Regions from separate parts of the Homo sapiens genome. Here region 1 is linked to region 2. The links are chromatin contacts, found by Hi-C or POLR2A ChIA-PET in ENCODE. All regions are on one chromosome and are shown on one strand. The core of a region is the stretch at or near the end of the contact, and the rest is flanking DNA. Distances in the headings are between cores, read along the strand shown. Region 1 has its middle 22 kb from the start of AQP3. Region 2 overlaps NFX1 (nuclear transcription factor, X-box binding 1).

What was found. Hi-C counts contacts between places; a loop is a spot of excess contacts on that map. ChIA-PET counts read pairs that join two places held with the same protein, here RNA polymerase II (POLR2A). Pooled maps may share reads with other maps.
Region 1: POLR2A ChIA-PET joins it to region 2 with 20 read pairs in activated CD4-positive, alpha-beta T cell. The contact joins two enhancer-like sites. A Hi-C loop is called at or near these places in 4 of 168 maps with a recorded cell type or tissue (CD4-positive, alpha-beta T cell, CD4-positive, alpha-beta memory T cell, naive thymus-derived CD4-positive, alpha-beta T cell and 1 more) and 6 of 50 pooled maps. POLR2A ChIA-PET finds 5 or more read pairs at or near these places in 21 of 52 experiments (AG04450, CD4-positive, alpha-beta T cell, CD4-positive, alpha-beta memory T cell and 16 more).

The regions. Positions count from the first base shown.
Region 1 is chr9:33,422,967-33,428,554 of GRCh38, forward strand. No RefSeq gene overlaps it. Among named protein-coding and RNA genes, the nearest start is that of AQP3, 22 kb to the right of the region's middle. Within about 2 kb of position 2,250, at least 2 of the 41 ENCODE cell types and tissues checked have a DNase peak (open chromatin) inside an H3K27ac peak, as active enhancers do.
Region 2 is chr9:33,297,005-33,301,981 of GRCh38, forward strand. It overlaps NFX1 (nuclear transcription factor, X-box binding 1), which reads left to right. Exons shown (of 24, transcript NM_002504.6): 3 at 4,259-4,417. Among named protein-coding and RNA genes, the nearest start is that of NFX1, 9.0 kb to the left of the region's middle. Within about 2 kb of position 3,712, at least 3 of the 41 ENCODE cell types and tissues checked have a DNase peak (open chromatin) inside an H3K27ac peak, as active enhancers do.

The DNA.
Region 1 (5,588 bases), core at 1,000-3,499, 120 kb after region 2:
AATAGCTGAGGAAGGAATATGAGAAATATCCAGGTTTGTTTTAATTTTTAATCCTTTATATATTTACCTTTTTTTTTTTGAGACAGGGTCTTTGTTGCCTAGGCTGGAGTGCAGTGGCACGATCTTGGCTCACTGCAACCTCTGCCTCCCTGATTCAAGCAGTTCTCATACCTCAGCCTCCGGAGTAGCTGGGATTACAGGCATCCGCCACCACGCCTGGCTAATTTTCGTATTTTTTTGTAAAGACAGGGTTTTGTCTTGTTGGCCAGGCTGGTCTTGAATTCCTGACCTCAAGTGATCTGCCCGCCTCGGTCTCCCAAAGTGCTGGGATTACAGGTGTGAACTACCACCCTGCCTATATTTACCTCTTGAATCCATCGATTTTATGGCATGAGGTAAGAATCTAGTTTTTCGGCCGCCCCTACTGGGAGGTGAGGAGCCCCTCTGCCCAGCCAGCCGCCCCGTCCGGGAGGGAGGTGGGGGGGTCAGCCCCCCGCCCGGCCAGCCGCCCCGTCCGGGAGGGAGGTGGGGGGATCAGCCCCCCGCCTGGCCAGCCGCCCCGTCCGGGAGGTGAGGGGCGCCTCTGCCCGGCCGCCCCTACTGGGAAGTGAGGAGCCCCTCTGCCCGGCCAGCCGCCCCATCCGGGAGGGAGGCGGCGGGGGGGGTCGGCCAGCCGCCCCGTCCGGGAGGGGGGTGGAGGGGTCAGCCCCCCGCCCGGCCAGCCGCCCTATCCGGGAGGTGAGGGGCGCCTCTGCCCGGCCGCCCCTACTGGGAAGTGAGGAGCCCCTCTGCCTGGCCAGCCGCCCCGTCCGGGAGGGTGGTGGGGGGTCAGCCCCCCGCCCGGCCAGCCGCCCCATCCGGGAGGTGAGGGGCGCTTCTGCCCGGCCGCCCCTACTGGGAAGTGAGGAGCCCCTCTGCCCGGCCACGACCCCGTCTGGGAGGTGTGCCCAGCGGCTCATTGGGGATGGGCCATGATGACAATGGCGGTTTTGTGGAATAGAAAGGCGGGAAGGGTGGGGAAAAAATTGAGAAATCGGATGGTTGCCGGGTCTGTGTGGATAGAAGTAGACATGGGAGACTTTTCATTTTGTTCTGTACTAAGAAAAATTCTTCTGCCTTGGGATCCTGTTGATCTGTGACCTTATCCCCAACCCTGTGCTCTCTGAAACATGTGCTGTGTCCACTCAGGGTTGAATGGATTAAGGGCGGTGCAAGATGTGCTTTGTTGAACAGATGCTTGAAGGCAGCATGCTCGTTGAGAGTCATCACCACTCCCTAATCTTAAGTACCCAGGGACACAAACACTGCGGAAGGCAGCGGGGTCCTCTGCCTAGGAGAACCAGAGACCTTTGTTCGCTTGTTTGTCTGCTGACCTTCCCTCCACTATTGTCCTATGACCCTGCCAAATCCCCTTCTGCGAGAAACACCCAAGAATGATCAATTAAAAAAAAAAAAACAAAAAAACAAATATTTACGTATGATAATGAGAAGAACACTGTCCTAGATGGCTGAAATGCTAATAGTCTTTAATTCACTATTTTCTTATTCTGACTGTTGCAAAGATTTGTAGTTTTATTGATGATTCTCACTCATGTTCTAAAATAGGAGTTGGCAAACTATTGGCTGCCTGTGTTTATGAATAAAGTTTTCCTAGAACACAACAACAAAAAAAAAACAAACAAAAAAAAAAAAGAATCTAGTTTTTGCTTTCCAGAGGTGAGAAGAAGGGGTCTTCTTCAGGAACCCCGAGCCCCATCCTCTTAGCCCTCAGTTTATGTTTTTTTTTTATTCTTTATTTTTTTGATTCTTTTTTTTTTTTTTTTGAGACGGAGTATCGCTGTGTCGCCCAGGCTGGAGTGCAGTGGCCCGATCTTGGCTCACTGCAACCTCCACCTCCTGGGTTCACGCCATTCTCCTGCCTCAGCCTCCTGAGTAGCTGGGACTACAGGCGTCCACCACCACGCCCGGCTAATTTTTTGTATTTTTAGTAGAGACAGGGTTTCACTGTGTTAGCCAGGATGGTCTCTATCTCCTGACCTCATGATCCGCCCGCCTCGGCCTCCTGAAGTGCTGGGATTACAGGTGTGAGCCACGGCGCCCGGCCTTCCCTCAGTTTCTTGAAACTCCCTTGGAGAACAGAAGATGAAATACAGAGTTGACATGTCATGCCCAGATTCCCTTTTCCCTAATTACAAGAAAGTGTTTTCCCTGTTCCGTGAGTAACTAACTGCCTTTCTCTAAGTGGCCTCACTCTGATGAGTAACTGAAAATGCACTTCTCTGTTTGAACTTTGTCAGAAGTGTCCGTGCCAAAAAGCTTTGAAATGCTCAAAAGTACATAAAATAGAAAGGGACCGCAAACATAAAACAGGAAACAAACAAGTTAATCAAGTGCTTAGCATAGTGCCCAGCACATATTAAGGACTTGGTAAATGGTATTTATTAACTCAACAGACATTTATGGATTTCCTACTGGAAGTCAGGCACTATGGGGACTTGGCAGTGACCAAAACATAGTTACTGCCCTCCCACAGCGTCCTGCCTGGTGGGCAAGACAGCCTTAAACACATGATTACACGAATGGTGGTTAGTTATAAGTGTTAAGTGTCAAGGTACTGGGGGGCTATCACATCAGGATAAGGGGACACTGATGAATTATAAGGTTACACTGGGGTCGGGCATGGTGGTTCACGCCTGGAATCCCAGCACTTTTGGAAGCCAAGGAGGGCAGATCACCTGAGGTCAGGAGTTTGAGACGAGCCTGGCCAACATGGTGATACCCCGTCTCTACTAAAAATACAAAATTAGCCGGGCATGGTGGTGCATGCCTGTAATCCCAGCTACTCGGGAGGCTGAGGCAGGAGAATCACTTGAACCTGAGAGGTGGAGGTTGCAGTGAGCTGAGATTGGGCCATTGCACTCCAGCCTAGGTGACAGAGCGACGCTCCGTCTCAAAAAAAAAAAACAAAAACACAGTTGGGGTACGGTGGCTCACACCTGTAATCCCAGCACTTTGGGAGGCCGAGGTGGGCAGATCACCTGAGGTCAGGAGTTCGACACCAGCCTGGCCAACATGGTGAAACCCCGTCTCTACTAAAAATACAAAAAAATTAGCTGGGCATGGTGGTGCACACCTGTAATCCCAGCTACTTGGGAGGCTGAGGCAGGAGAATCACTTGAACCCGGGAGGCAGAGGTTGCAGTGAGCCAAGATCTCGCCATTGCACTGCAGCCTGGGGGACAGAGTGAGGCTCTGTCTCAAAAAAAAGGGGATATATTGGGGAATTCTAAAAAGGAAAATAATTGTCATGTTAATAAATGGAGATTTTAGGGCCAGGCTGGGCAGAGGCAACTGCCAGTTGTCATGAGTGCATGCAGAGAAGATTCAGGGCTTCCTGGAAAAGGCTTCTACCTGGTATTTATTTAATACCCTGGGAATAAGTGCCTAGGCCCAAGGCCTAGCCCACCTAGAGGTCAAAATGAAGCATCGCTTGCCAGGGCAGACGGCAAAGCTAAGTGTAGCAAATCCAGGTCAGGAAGCCCAGAGGAGGCCAGAGGCTGGAAAGGCAGGGGCAAAGTCTCAAATGTGGGCACATGTTGAGCATGTCAAAGAGAAAGACACCAAGGGGACCTCAGTGAGGGGCTTGAGATCAGAGGATGTGGATGATGATCGGGAGGAGGCAGAGGTAGGGCAGTAGTGGTTGACTAACAAAGGGGCAGCAGGAGGGTGGTGACAGTCCAGAAGACTTAGAGATGATGGGGACTGAGATAGGTGGTAAGAGCGGGAGACTATGTTGGGGCTGTGGCAGCAAAGGTGACAAGGTGACAGGGTCGGGTGGGGACAGTCAAGGTGACAGGAGAGATGGGAATGAACTAGCAAGTGACAGGTTGGGTTGGAGGTGGTTGACAAAGGGTTGGTCCAGATAGCCACAGGCTTGGGCATGGGGCAGGGGCAGGGATGGTGGCAATGCTCAAGAAGGTAACACGATGATGGGAACTGGGTCAAGTGACAGCGTGGGTAAGAAAGGGGCAGTGGTTGTGATGCAGGGATGATGGTGAGGGTGACAAATGAGTGACAGGGTCAGAGAGGAGTGATGACCATCAAGGTGACCCAGGGGTGACAGGAAGTGTGGGTGGCAATGATGTCTGTGCCAGTAGCAAGTCAGAGACACCCATCTAGCCCCCCTCCCCTGGGCCTGTTTCAACAGCGGAACTGTTTCCTAGGCCGCAGGTCTCATGACTCAGTACCATGTATCAGCCATGCCGTGGATAAGATCTCTAGGTGGAGCCCCAGCCGTGGGGGCAGGCTAGGTGCCTGTGTCGGCTGTGCCCAGGCCCATCGAAGGACCCAGGCATGGAACCTTAATGTCATCTCTGCCTCCTCCCTCCTGGGTCCACATCCACTCCAATCTGGGGTTGGCCACAAACACTTAGCCTCCTTCTCCTTACAGACTACAAAAGTTCTAGCCAGAGCTTTGTCTATTCCACCAGGCTTCTTCCACGGCTGACCCCATTAGAAGTTTCTGGGCCTCTAATTCTTTCTCGTAACTATCCCCTGTGGGGAGAGAGAAAGGAAGGTGGACTTCAAGAGGGTTCTGAATAATCCCATCCATTCATCCCACAAATATTTATTAAACTCCTTGCAAGGTACTAGGGGCTGACTTGCACAACCAGACCTGTGTCCCTGTCTCCATGAAGCTCAGTCTGGAAGAACAATGGCAGCGAATGGCAGCCACCATTGGGACAGTGCTACTTACTTGTAACAGAGTGGGGCAAACTTTTTTTTTTTTTTTTTGAGACAGGATCTCACTCTGTCACCCAGGCTGGAGTACAGGGGTGTGATCATGGCTCACTGCAGCCTTGACCTCCTGGACTCAAGCGATCCTCCTGCCTCAGCCTCCTGAATAGCTGAGGCTACAGGTGTGTGCCACGACACCCGGCTATTATTTTTTATTTTCTGTAGAGACAGGGTCTCACTATGTTGCCCAGACTGGTGCAAACTGCTTTTTAAACCATGAAGAGACCAGGCGCGGTGGCTCACGCCTGTAATCCCAGCACTTTGGGAGGCCGAGGAGGGCGGATCACCCTAGGTCGGGAGTTCGAGACCAGCCTGACCAACGTGAAGAAACCCCATCTCTACTAAAAATACAAAATTAGCCGGGCGTGGTAGCGCATGCCTGTAATCCCAGCTACTCGGGAGGCTGAGGCAGGAGAATCGCTTGAACCCAGGAGGCAGAGGTTGCAGTGAGCCGAGATCATGCCATTGCACTCCAGCCTGGGCAACAAGAGTAAAACTCCATCTCAAAAAACAAAACAAACCAAACCAAAACAAAACACAACCCTGAAGAGAGTGGGTCTCATTAAAGGAAATCTTGGGGACTGTGCCAGTGACCCTTCGGCTAAGCTAAACACTGTATAAAAAGTAATTTAGAGTATAGTGAGCAATCAGGAGAGAGAAAGTAAGGAGGGGGGGATGGGAGGGTAGAGAAAACCAGCAGTGTGGCCAGAGGCAGGGGTACTAAGTGGGGTGAAGGGGCCAGGGAGAAATAGCCTCTGGTGGAGGAGCCAAAATGATTTCGAAGAATAGAGA
Region 2 (4,977 bases), core at 2,462-4,961:
TAAAAAGTTCATCCTTATATTGAACTGAAAGCTTCTTTCCTTTCCTTCCTATCCTTTGGTTCAAGTTTTATCCTCCGGAGCAGCATAGTAACTAGTCTGTCTTCTCACAGCTCCCCCTCTCCTTACTGCAAATCAGCTTTTTGCAGTATTCGAAGACATCTATCATTTTGCCCTAAGTGTATATTTCATCAAGCTGAATAGTTTTATTCTGCTAGCTCTTCCTCCTGGACCTTCACTATCTTAATCCCTCTCCAGTTTAATGTGAGATACAGCCCAACCCTTGAAGCCACCATCTACCCAGGGCCTGTTTTTACACCAGCCTATAGTTCTAGTTTCTTGCTTTATCAGGATTATTCTTGGAACCTCAATGTATATGTGAAGCAAAGCAATGTTATACCAGAGTTGTTACTGAATCCTTAAGGCTGGTTAATAATTACCTCTTGCTTTATAGTGAATTATCACAATGTAGTGGCTTATGATAACACACATTTACTATGCCACTGTTTCTGTGGGTCAGATGAATGGGTCCTGGTTAGCTGGGTTCTCTGCTCAGTGTCTCCAAATTTGGCTAGGCATGTGATCTCATCTGAGGCTCAGGGTTCTCTTTCAGTCACTGGTTGTTGGTAGGATTCAGTTCCTTACAGATGTAGGACTGAGGTTCCTGTTTTCTTGCTGGCTGTTGGCCAGGGGTGTCTCTCTCAGCTCCTAGAGGCCACCTGTGTTTCCCTGCCACATGACTCTGTACACAACATGATAGTTTGCTTCTTTGAGGCCTGCGGGAAAGCAGCTGCTGCCACTTCAGATCTCTCTGACTTCTGTTTGATTTTCAACTCTTTTAAAATGGCTTACTTGATTAAGTCAGGCCCACCCATACTCAAGGGGAGGAGATTATATAGGGTATGCATACCAGGGAGGTGGGAATCTGGAAGACCATCTTAGAATTCTATTTAACAAATCTCTTGGGGCCTTAACATTCTCACATTATTCATATCATTTTTGAGAACACTTCATTCATATTTGTTGCATAAATACTATATACCAAGCACTGTTCTAGGTACAGGGAATGCTGATGGAATTTACATTCTGGTAGGGAAGACAGGCAGAAAGCACTTAGATATTTAATATGTCAGGTGGTGATAAGGACTAAAAAGAAATATTAAGAAGGTTAAGAAGACAGAGTGACAAGAGTGCTATTTTACATAGGTTGACCTCTTTGATAAGGAGACATTTGAACAGAGACAAGAATGAAGTACAGAAATGCACCATGTGGCTAGCTTGAGAAAGAGCATTCTAGGCAGAGGGAGGAGCAAATTTAGATGTGGGGAGGGGTATTATAGGCAATGAAGATAGGGGCAGGAAAGGTGGTCAGAGAAATAGCAAGGGCTGGATCATGTGAGTCCCTTGGATTTGGTTCTGAGTAAGATGAGAGGCTGCTGGAAGGTCCTGGGAAGAGGGATGTCATGAACTTACATTCTAAAATAATCACTTAGGGTCTGGATGTGGTGGCTCACATCTGTAATCCCAGCACTTTGGAAGGCCAAGGCAGAAGGATTGCTTAAGCCCAGGAGTTCAAGACCTGCCTGGACAACTTAATGAGACCCCATCTCTGCAAAAGGCAAAAAAATAAAAATTAGCTGGACGTGGTGGCACATGCCTATAGTCCCAGCTACTCAAGAGGTTGAACTAGGAGGATCGCTTGAGCCCAGTGGGTCAAGGCTGCAGTAAGTAGTGGTTGTGCCACTGCACTCTAGCCTGGGTGACAGAATAAGAACCTGTCTCAAAAAAAAAAATATTATTAAGCTGCTGTGTGGAGAATAGGCTCTAAGAAGGCAACAGGACAAGTTAGGAGGCTATTGCAGTTGTTCAGGTAGGAGATGATGGAGACTTAGACTGGAGTAATAGTGTGGAAAAGGTAACAATTGGATAGATTTTGGATGTATTTGGAAGGAAGATTTTATGCCTGAGCAACTTAAAAGAATGGAATTGGCATTTACTGAAGTGTCAAAGCCTAGTAGAGAAAAAGGTGTTTGTCTGTAAAATGTTTCAGTTTGGAATAATTTCAGATTTATAGAAAAGTTGCAAAGATAGTTCAAAGAATTCCCATATATCTTTCACCCAACTTCCTCTAATGTTAACGTCTTACATAACCAGACTGCCTTTGTTAAAACTAAGAAATTAGCACTGGTATAATCATATTAACTAAACTACAGATGTTATTCAGATTTCACCAGTTTTTCTGCCAATGTCCTTTTTCTGTTTGAGGACCCAATCCAGGATACCACGTTGCATTTAGTCATGTCTCCTGAGTCTCCTACCATCTCTGACAGTTTCTTCATCTTTCCTTTTTGGAAAAGATGTTTCTGCTCTTGTTTTATTTACTTCTTATTCAGGGAAGATTTTTGTTTAATTTGGTTAAATTTCTGTAATCCCAGTACTTTGGGAAACCGAGTCAAGAGGATCACCTGAGCCCAGGAGTTCAAGACCATCCTGGGCAACAGAGGTAGACCCCATCTCTACAAAAACTAACAAAAAAATCAGCCAGGTATAGTGGCACACGCTTGTGGTCCCAGCTACTCAGGATGCTGAGGTGGGAGGATCGCTTGGGCCCAGGAGTTTGAAGATGCAGTGAGCCACGATCATGCCACTGCACTCGAGCCTAAACTTTGGTGACGCCTGTAACTTTCACAGAAAGAGGTTGTGGAACAGACTAAATATCACTCATTTATTCCTTTATCCATGAATTTAACAAATATTTAATGGAGCACCTAGTATATGCCAGACACTGGAAATACTACACTCAGCAAGGTAGACAAAACTCTCCCTTCTCCTGAGCTTTCAGTCTCAGGGTGTTCTCTATTTCTTTTGACATTAAACTGAACAATCAGAAAGTAAATCTTAGGAGAGCCAATATTATGGAATATTACAGTGTGCGCTTTTGAGTCAGATAGTTTGACAAGTTTGAATTTTGACTTTTAAATTTCTAGTTGTGTGACCTTGGATAAATGATCTAACTACATGAAGCCAGTTTCTTCATCTGTAAAATGGTACCTATGTTATAGCATTTTTTTTTTTTTTTTTTTTTTTTTTGAGACGGAGTCTCACTCTGGAGTGCAGTGGTGCAATCTCGGCTCACTGCAACCTCCGCCCCCGGGTTCAAGAGATTCTCCTGCCTCATCCTCCTTGGATTACTACTGGGATTACAGCCACACTCCACCACGCCCAGCTAATTTTTGTATTCTTAGTAGAGATGGGGTTTCACCATGTTGGCCAGGATGGTCTTGATCTCCCGACCTCATGATCTGCCCGCCTTGGCCTCCCAAAGTGCTGGTATTACAGGTGTAAGCCACCGTGTCCAACCTGTTACAGCCTTTTTGAGAGGACTAAATAATAATATGTAATGTGCTTGCAATGTTGTATTTAAGGTTAATTTTATTCTTTTAACTTATTTAGACCTGAAAGCAAATAACAATAATATTATGAAATAAATGCAGTGCTAAAAGTATGTACTCAAAAAAGCATATACACACACTCACACTCAGTTTTGAGAGTATCTGGCTGTATTGAAATCTAGAAAGACTTTGCTGCAATTGTGTTTGAGGAAAAAAATCTGGAAGTGGGTGAAGGTATTCAGGAATAGATCTGGGAGGATTATTCTGATACTACACACTGGTCTGTGTCACTGGACTTTGAGCTCCTGGAGCCAGGGACTGTAACACCACCATGGGGCTTATGGTAGGCACCAAGAATATCTTTGTTAAGTGAATGACTAAAGACTTTGAGGGCAACGGCTAGAGCCATCTCACCACTCATGGGTTGTTGGAACCTGCCCAGACTTGGGCTTCTTATAGCTGACACTACAGCTTCACGAGCCTCTTTCTAACCTAAATCCATGGATCTGATAGATTTAGAGGATCCTGGAAAATAGAAAATGCAAAGCAAGATCCTGTATTGCCCAGTGGATCCTCAGGCTATGTTACAAGGGGCATTTGGCTACTCTGCTGTTTTCCTGGGAATGTTTCCTTAATTGTGGGAATCCCCACCTGAGTGTCTCCTTCCTAAATCCTCTTCCTCAGCAAATTCCTGCCCCTTTTTGGCCTCAGTCTGAATAGCCAGCTGCCTTACCCAGAATCAGATATCCCTTAAAATCTCTGTGTTTGGATTCTTCTCTTGAGTGACTTGCTGATCCTTGGTTGATTAAAGTGAGGAATGGTTTTTTGTGTTTGAGTTAATCTTTTTTGTTATTTTGTTTTTTAAACAGGTTCTCTAATTGAACAACTAACAACAGAAAAATACGAGTGCATGGTGTGCTGTGAATTGGTTCGTGTCACGGCCCCAGTGTGGAGTTGTCAGAGCTGTTACCATGTGTTTCATTTGAACTGCATAAAGAAATGGGCAAGGTCTCCAGCATCTCAAGCAGGTCAATTAATTCTCTCTTCTGAGTAGTTATTCTCCCCTATTTGATACGTTTAAGTATTATTAAGCCCAGCTTTAAAAATACAGTTTAATTTCTCTTAACTACTTTTTCTGCAGGGAGAGTATGTTACCTTGATCATGTGTTTCATATGACCAGAATTAAGTTATAGATCTTAAATAAACCAGCTAAACAACAATATTAAAATATATTTTAAGATACGACAAAATCAGTCACTCTTATTGAAAATGATGGCTTTTACTTATTATTTTTTCTTTGACCTACTGATTTTATTTCCTGTGGATACATAAACAGAAGTGTGATTGCAGGATCATATGGTAATTCTATTTTTAATTTATCTTCTTCTCATTTTTGGCCAGGCATGATGGCTCACGCCTGTAATCCCAGCGCTTTGGGAGGCCAAGGCAGGCGGATCATCTGAAGTCAGAAGTTCAAGATTAGCCTGGCCAACATGGCAAAACTCCATCTCTACTAAAGATATAAAAATTAGCCAGGCGTGGTGGCGGGCACCTGTAATCCCAGCTACTCGGGAGGCTGAGGCACAA